Regions from separate parts of the Homo sapiens genome. Here all the other regions are linked to region 3. Evidence: chromatin contacts called from ENCODE Hi-C or POLR2A ChIA-PET data. All regions are on one chromosome and are shown on one strand. The core of a region is the stretch at or near the end of the contact, and the rest is flanking DNA. Distances in the headings are between cores, read along the strand shown. Region 1 overlaps SMIM35 (small integral membrane protein 35). Region 2 holds the start of IL10RA (interleukin 10 receptor subunit alpha). Region 3 overlaps CADM1 (cell adhesion molecule 1).

The links. A loop is a pair of places that touch in the nucleus more often than their neighbours do. ChIA-PET counts read pairs that join two places held with the same protein, here RNA polymerase II (POLR2A). Pooled maps may share reads with other maps.
Region 1: a pooled map shows a loop between it and region 3 (10-fold over the local background). The contact joins two enhancer-like sites. A Hi-C loop is called at or near these places in 2 of 37 single-sample maps with no recorded cell type and 2 of 50 pooled maps.
Region 2: a pooled map shows a loop between it and region 3 (16-fold over the local background). The contact joins the promoter of IL10RA here to the enhancer-like site in region 3. A Hi-C loop is called at or near these places in 1 of 37 single-sample maps with no recorded cell type and 2 of 50 pooled maps. POLR2A ChIA-PET finds 5 or more read pairs at or near these places in 1 of 52 experiments (A549).

What each region holds. Positions count from the first base shown.
Region 1 is chr11:118,009,730-118,012,429 of GRCh38, reverse strand. All of the region lies in intron 4 of SMIM35 (small integral membrane protein 35), which reads left to right. Among named protein-coding and RNA genes, the nearest start is that of IL10RA, 25 kb to the right of the region's middle. RefSeq lists enhancers at 1,195-1,695, 1,841-1,940 and a silencer at 2,465-2,514. Within about 2 kb of position 1,334, at least 21 of the 41 ENCODE cell types and tissues checked have a DNase peak (open chromatin) inside an H3K27ac peak, as active enhancers do.
Region 2 is chr11:117,985,042-117,987,741 of GRCh38, reverse strand. It overlaps IL10RA (interleukin 10 receptor subunit alpha), which reads right to left and starts at 1,348. Exons shown (of 7, transcript NM_001558.4): 1 at 1,208-1,348. The coding sequence starts at 1,274. RefSeq lists enhancers at 171-470, 1,861-1,920 and silencers at 1,271-1,550, 1,571-1,670.
Region 3 is chr11:115,221,318-115,224,017 of GRCh38, reverse strand. All of the region lies in intron 5 of CADM1 (cell adhesion molecule 1), which reads left to right. Among named protein-coding and RNA genes, the nearest start is that of CADM1-AS1, 170 kb to the left of the region's middle. RefSeq lists an enhancer at 670-1,478. Within about 2 kb of position 1,442, at least 6 of the 41 ENCODE cell types and tissues checked have a DNase peak (open chromatin) inside an H3K27ac peak, as active enhancers do.

The sequences.
Region 1 (2,700 bases), core at 85-2,584, 2.8 Mb before region 3:
ACCAGATAATGCACCAGGGAAACCAGGAATCCACTGTAGTTTGGTAGACAGCAGGGCAGTTCCCCTCGTGAGTCATCACTCCTTTCTCCGGTCTGTGCCCTGCTGGACTGGAGGCAGAGTGTGCACAGGACGTCAGCTTAGAAGGTGCTTAGTGCAGACTTGTTCAAACCAGAGAGGCAGAGTCCTCGGGGCTCCTGTGGATGGAGTAGGGCAAGAGAAGGGAGCCTGTCACTGCTGAAACCTGCAGTTAGAACAGCCAGCTGCCAGCCTCTCTGCTAGCAGCCCAGCAACAGATGCAGGAGCCCAATAGAGCAAGTGGGAGGAGGAGGGAAGCTGTGTGATTTCTCTTCCTGTGCTCCCTTTCCCAAAGCCTCATTTCTCGTTTTGGGTTCTAGCAGATTGTAGAGGAAGGAAGGTGGGGAGCCTCACCAGCCCTTACCCCATTTTCTGCCAGGGTCTGGAGGCCATTCTCCCAGCATAGCCAGGCTTTGACTTAATTACCAAGTCTCTGGATTTGGAGGTCTTCAACTGAGTCTTCTGCCCCTGAGTAAGTGGGAGTGAGGAAGGCCCCTTAGTGGTTCTGAGACCCCTCCCTTCCTTGAAGGCCTCTTGGAATAGCAGGGAGGGGAGATGAGTTGTCTTCGGCTTCCTTCCTTGGATTTCAATTCTGAGGACTGGGGCCTCTTTCCTAACCCCTGAGGTTTGGGCCCCAGTAAAACTTTCTTTCTTTCTTTTTTTGAGATGGAGTCTTGCCCTGTTGCCCAGGCTGGAGTGCAGTGGCGGGATCTTGGCTCACTGCAACCTCCGTCTCCCAGGTTCAAAGGATCCTCCTGCCTCAGCCTCCCAAGTAGCTGGGGTTACAGGTGTGCGCCATCATGCCCGACTAACTTTTATATTTTTAGTACAGATGGGGTTTCACTATGTTGGCCAGGCTGGTCCCGAACTCCTAACCTCAAGTGAGCCACCCGCCTCGGCCTCCCAAAGTGCTGGGATTATAGGTGTCAGCTGCTGCACCTGGCCCGGCCCCAATAAAACTCTGTACCCGCACCCTGCCTAGCAGGGATCCTGGGTCTGCAGTCCATGCCCGGCCACCCTAGGCCCCCGGAAGTGCTCAGAACTCAGTAGCCTTGGGGAATCTTGAAAGGGAGGATGGGACCCAGGACCCAGGTGGCCCTGGCCCCAGGTCTGTGGCTTCAGGTGAGGAGACGGGGACAGCTGCCCGGGGCTGGGAGCACGGAGGGTATTTCCCATCCTCGGGAGCAGAACTGATACTGGGCGACTTCCTCTTTTAGGGCCCTCTGACGCACCCTCTGTCCCCTCAGCCTCCCCCTCTTTTCCTTACTTCCGCAGGCTACTGGCGAGCACAGCTTTCTTCACCCTTGGGGCCTGGGCCTTACCCCTGGACTTTGCGTGTTTCTGTTGAGGGCTCTAAAGGGCAGATTCCAGCTTGTTTAGAAACGATTCGGGAGCAGATGCCTGGAAACCCAGCCACAGGTTTGGCTGAGCCAGGCACTGGCTGGGACCCAGATCATAGCAGTGCCAGAGCCTCTCCCAACACCTTCCCGCTACCTTTTTACGGTTCTTCTTTCCACTGGCCCTAAGAGCCCAGAGGCAGTCACGGGGGCTGGGGGTCCAAGGGCTGGCTGGTCCGGGTTCCCCTGCCACGCTTTGGTGCCTTCTCTGGGGCTATTCTCCAGCCTGGGTGGCCTCTTGTCCCTGCAGCCCCTCCCCTCCTGGCCATATCTAGTCTCTGTGAGATGGCCCAAGTCCGTCTTTGCTGTGACTTCGCTCAGGGCTTGAGACTTGACACCAACCATTTTGATCTGAATTGCAGGTGGCCACATTTCCTCCATTTGTGCTGTTCCTCAACCAGGCTGAACCCTCTGCCAACAAAGTTATGTTCCATAGGTCTTTAGTAACTCCTAAAACTGGAGCGTGCTGGAGGAGGTCAGTGACTACTTGCCGAGTAGAGAAGAGACACCCAATGTAGCCACAGAAGGCTGCTTTGTCCTAGAAAATTGATCAAAATCATGATGAGGCTGGGAGGCGAAGAGGGAGCTTTTCTCTCCTCTAAGTTCTCCTTGAAGTCTTAATGATCTCGTCCCATGCCAGTGGCATTGGAGGGGGCCAGGTGCCAGGAGCCAGGAGGGCAGTGTCTCTGGTGCCCCTCTCTCTGCTTCAGGAGTCTGAGAAACTCAAAGTAGGAGCAGATGGGAGGATCATTATTATCTTTTTAAAAACTGCTTAGTGATCAAAAGGAGGAGCAGAGACTGTTTGCACAGTTCACAGTCCACAGAACACAAAGCCTTTTCTTGCATGGTACTGCATTTTGAGCCTTATGTCAAGCTTGAGACACAGGGATTATTCTTGGTCCCGTTTTACATATGGGGGCACTTGGGTCAGAAAAGCAGCATGCTTTACCCAAGTTCCACAACTGGCTACTGGCTGCACCAGAGCTGAGCAGAGTCTGCACCCTCACGGATGTAGCTGACATCAGGGCGTAAGGATGAGAACTGAATGTAGTATAAGGTCTGGTTCTGACCCTGCCCTGATGTGCTGTGTGGTCATGGGCTACTTACTCCACCTCTTTGGACATCTATTTCAGCATCTGGAATCAAAAGATTGGACTATTTTTCCAAGGCTTCTCCTGGTTCTTACCTGTAGGAGAGCAAAGACCTCATCTACTTTTTTTTTTTTTTT
Region 2 (2,700 bases), core at 99-2,598, 2.8 Mb before region 3:
GCTGGCACCTGTAGCTCCGAGGAGAGATACTCAATACCAATTCCTAGCTCTACTCTCCCTTTACCCCCAGTACACACCATTCACCATGGGAAACACTGCTGAAGGCATTGTCTTCTTTGTAAGAATGCAACAAACATTTCTACTTTAAGAGTCTTGTTGATCAAGCAGACTGAAGTATGTGCAAGGCCAACGGCTGGTTGGTTCCCTTTCTCTCCTCCTTGATCCTCTAAGTTCTCTCCATTTGACAGCGACTCTGCTCCCGCTCCCTAGTGTTCTAACTTCTCTACATCTCTCTAATCATGCACCTGTTTTTTATTTATTTTTTGGGGGGGAGGACTCTGTCATCTGTCTCTTGCTTTCTTTCTTATACCGTCTTTGATCTTCACGTCAGTGCCTTGATTTCGAAACATTAGACGGAAAGTGAAAAATGCAGCGAGTCGTTGTGGTATTTGGGCTGCACATCTCCGACTCAGCTCTCGATCACGTGAATGGCTGACTGCATGTTTTACTTTGTATTTTGGTGTCATGAAGAAGCAGTTTCGGTCCTTGCTCTCTGTCTCTGCTCTTGGTCCTTCCAACTCCCGGCTCTTTCATTCTGTCTCTGGGGTTTACTTTTCTTAGTTGCAGAAACCTTGCCGGAGAACTGTCTGGGTTAGGAGCCTGAACTGGGTTAGAAGCCTGAACTGGCTGGGTTAGGAGGAGAGAGGCAGGGGGCAGTGGGAGTGAGTTGGGGGCTACAGGTGGAGCAAGGGGGATCAGATCGGGGTGATCAGTGAGGGATGAAGGTGAGATGGGAGAAGGACAGACAGAGGTTAGTTGAAGAGTCGACTAAGAGAAGGGAGAGTCAGGAGATCAAAATTATTCCCCAAGGGGACAAGAAGTCCCATCATTTGAACCTAAACAGCAAAAAACCTAGAGCTAAACTTACGGCTCATCTAGAAGTGGGTGGATGATGAGGTTTGCGGGTTGGGGGTTTGGCCTTGCGCATACTTCTCTATCCTTCCCAATCCGTCAGTTCCTGTCAATTTCAGCCTCTTCCACTTCCACAACAGGTGAGCCTGAGATCCAGGTTTGCCAGAGTAAGGGAGCACCCGGGCACCGCTCTGCCAGAGGGCCAGCCAGCCAGGGCTCTCCACTGGATGGAGAACTTTAATGGAGCGGGCGCGGAGAGGGCAGGGCAGGGAAGGGCCGCGTCCCGGAGCCTTACCATGAGCGTCTGAGCCAAGACGGAGGCTGAGGAGCGCCGCCAGCAGCACTACGAGGCACGGCAGCATCCTGGGCGCGCCGCATCGTCCGGGGCCGGAGCGGAGCCGGCCTGCGCGCCTCCAGCTACCCTTGGGCTGGGACTGACAGCTCCGCCGCCCGCTCCGCCAGCGCCCCGCAGGGCTGACGTCAGCGGGGCGAGGCCTACAGACGCCCCGCCCCCGAGGCCGCGGACGGGGAACCACTGTCCCACAGGGCTACCGCCTGGGGCAACCCGAGGCTGTCCTGGGGCGCTAGCGGGCTCCGGCCACCCCTCCCTTTCCTTCCCTCTGGGCCTCCAGTGCCTTCGGATCAAAGTGGTCCGGGTAGCCCGGCCGGCCGTGGGTACGTGTGTGTGGGTGTGTGCGCGCGCGCGTGTGTGCATGTGCTGGGAAGCAGGTGGCCAGGCACAGCCTCGGCCCTGAGTGCGGAAGGTGGGGTGAGGGCGTCCGAGCCGCTTTTGCCTGGCGTGCCGGCTTGGCGTTAAGGATGTGGCCGCGGCCGCTCCGAATGGGGAGGAGGTAGTTGCAGGCCCTTGAGGGCAAAGGCGCCAGGACGCCGGTGTGAGTCTTGGCGTTGCCCCAGGGCCTCCCCGTCTGGGGGTCTGAGGACACCGATGGATGAATACTGAGTAGTCCCCTACCTAATTGTTGGAGGGGGGTCCACAACTAAGCAGTTTATGCAGACCTGCCCCCAAAGTCCCAGGAAGCTGAGAGACCCAAGAAAGAGGCTTTTAACCAGCAGCTCAGCAGCTGAGCCTCAAACCGCGATTTTTAAAATTTTTTTATCTATTTTTTTTTTTTACAGTCTCGCTCTGTCGCCCAAGCTGGAATGCAGTGGCGTGATCTCGGATCACTGCAACCTTCGTCTCCCAGGTTCAAGCGATTCTCCTGCCTCAGCCTTCCGAGTAGCTGGCATTACAGGCATGTGCCACCACGCCTGGGCTAATTTTTGTATTTTTAGTAGAGACGGGGTTTCACCATGTTGGCCAGGCTGGTCTCGAACTCCTGACCTCAGGTGATCCACCCGCCTCAGCCTCCCAAAGTGCTGGGATTACAGGGGTGAGCCACCGCGCCCAGCCTTAAACCGTGTTTTAAACTTAGTTTCTCTTCTTTCCTTTTTTCTCTTCCTCCTCTGGGCCTCAAGATATAATTTTGAGACAAACTGCATGTATGTTACCTCTCATCTTAAAACACAGCCTCAGGACGTGCTGTGACCTCCACTCCCTTTCCTGTCCCATACTGTACTCCCATGCCTTACGCACGTTTATTTACCTACGTGCTTGTTAAGCACACGCTATGCTCTTACCTGGTCATATATTTCCTTAGATGCCTCAGGAGCTGCGTCCTGATAGGGACCAGGCACCTCCGGAATTCTCTCTCCAACAAAAGCTTACTTCAGGAGTTGAACATATACCCTGCTGAAGAGTAACTAATTTATAACCTGGCAGGATCCACG
Region 3 (2,700 bases), core at 193-2,692:
CTGTTTCTCTCTGATCTCCAGTCTCTCTCTCTCTCTCTCTCTCTTTTTTTTTTTTTTTTAAACGGAATACGCTCTTCCTCCCACTCTCCCTTTTATTTTTTTTTTAAAGCAGTGAATTGAGTTTCAGGGAGGTTATTTTAGTATTTATGATTCCTTATGAGAAATAATCAAGGAATGAAGAACCCCGATTGAAGCTAATTTTTTAACCTATTATTTCTTTGTGTTAACACAGAGTAGTGTTGGTTCCAAGTTCCTGATATTATAAGGACTATAGATTGTTAGTGATACAATCTGCAGTACCAAAAGTGTCAAGAGGCTGAGTAACCAGTATTCAAAATACAAAGAGTGAGTGTTGGGCAAATACATCGTGAGCAAGACTGGAATAACCCTTAAGGGAAAAGCCTTTGCCTTTATACCTGCCTTCTGAATGCATACCCTGCAGAAAGAGGCCTGTTTTACTAAGAACCACCTCCTCTCATCTCACTGACCTTAATGTATTTGTAAAAGATGTGTCTGTGTGGCTGTGGACATTGAATACTTACATAGTGAAACCAGTCTTCTAATGCACATACTTCACTTAATGGTTTTTAACTCAAGGTTAAATTTTGATTGTGTGGAAGGTTAAATAGTTGTGAAGCTGGCATCTAAAAATCTAAAAGGAATGGTCAAACAACATCCTTTCTGATTTCCTGTAAGACACCACTTAGAGACACATCGGAAGTGCTAAATAAATGTATGGTGAAGTGGAAATATGTAAAGCAGAACACCTGGGCTGAACCTCTGATTTGGGCGGCTGGATTGACCTTCCAAAAGAAAAACAAAATTATATTCTGTGATGAGGACTAACGGGAACTCGTGATCTGATTTTATTTATTTTTTAATCAGTAGTAAAGGTGGAAGGAGAAGTCCATGCCCCAATGTTTCTTCACTTTCTCATTCACTTATTCCTTCATTCATTCATCCAGCAACTATGTCTTGAATGCTTACTGTGTGCCAGTCCCTGGCACCGTTCTAGTTACCAAGACTTCAAGAAACAGAACAAAACAAAACAAAAAAACCCCTCTCTTGTTACAGAGGGAAGATTCTTGTACAGAAAATCTTGCTATAGGGATTTTCTTGCCCAGTGTTTGCTTACAAATGATGAGAATTGCTTCCAAGACATGGAAGAATATTCTGTGAGTATGTACCCCCATTTAAAAAGCAGTGGGAACAAAGCTTTCTGCCACCACACCATGGGATCAAATTTGATTCTTTTTTGTAAACAGTAATTCTAATACCCACAAACCTACCTGAAAGTTGCAGCAAGAGAAGACTGCATTCTACTGTGGTATTGGTCTTACGTCAGTCCCACCAGATTTGACTCATCCCACTCACAATCGTTCAGCCCTCTTCAGGAAGCCCAGTTTCAGTACTATGAGTCATAACAACAGATGTAACAGCAGGAGGTTCTTCACCTTGCAAACAAACAAAATAAACGGCAGTGAAAATTATTCATGAATGTATTATGACAATAGAAAGCAAATATTTTGCAAGATGTTCTCTTTAACTCCTCTGAGAGCTCTGTGTGACTCCGTTCATTCACCAATCCCAGTCACCTGGCATTGCTAGACATTGCCCTCCTTTAGTTGCAAAGCTGTCCTCCCCCAACAATTTAGACAGCCATATTGTAGGGGTTGATTCTTGCTTTGAGCTCAAACAGCTTCTAACACTCACCAAATCTCAGGTTAATCTTTGCATTGTCGTTCTACTCCAAACTCCAATAATCCTCCATGATTGACAAAGACTCTTCAGTCAATGCTTCCTCACTTGAATGCACAGGGGCTGACCCAGACCCGCTACCCAGACATTCTGATATCATCTGTGCTCATGCTGCCCTTGAGTTCTCCCTGGTAGGACTTGAAACAATTAGCACTTGATCCACAAGCATCAAATCCCCATACTCCTTGGTGTTTCAGAATATTGGGTGAAATCTAAGTAAGAAACATGAAGAAGAGCCTGTGTCCCAAATGCAGTTGCAGAAACAGATTTGCACTCAAGCCCCTGGACCTAGTTGCATTGAGCACATCAAAGAAAATATGACACCTGCATTTCCTGATTTAGAAATTCTTAGGAAGAGAGGGAAGGTTGTGGGGACTCCAGGGATAATAGGTCTCCCGCTGGCATGTCTCCTGCCAGGGTATGAGGATGCCTTTTCCACTGACTCAGCTCTGCTCCTCTCTGCTACCCTGGAAGGGTGACATCCCAGTCATGAAGAAACTGCAAAGTACCTTTTTCTAAATAAAGGAATGCAAAGACCTGATACGTTAGTGTTTGGACCTACAGAGGAGACTGTGTCTTTTCATTTACATAGGAAACTGAAATACAGGTTCAGAATCTTGAGTTTCATCTTCTGAAAAGATCACAGAATGTGGTGCAAGGTCAGACTGGCATGAAATCAATTGTAATCTGCCAGCAACCCATTCCAACCTCTTTAAGAGTTTCCTTTTATATATTTTTTCCCTTTATAGAGAGAGCAAAGTACATTTAAAGAAAGTCTCATCAAATCAGAATGTCTTTCTAATATTATTTTTTTAATTGGTTGCTACTGTAGTGTGACCTAAAGCCTCCTGGTGTTTAACCCTCTGTGCAACTTTGACTAATGAACAAATTTGTCTGCTATAGCAGTCTTGCTAAATGTCTTTTACAGGGTTTAAAAAAATT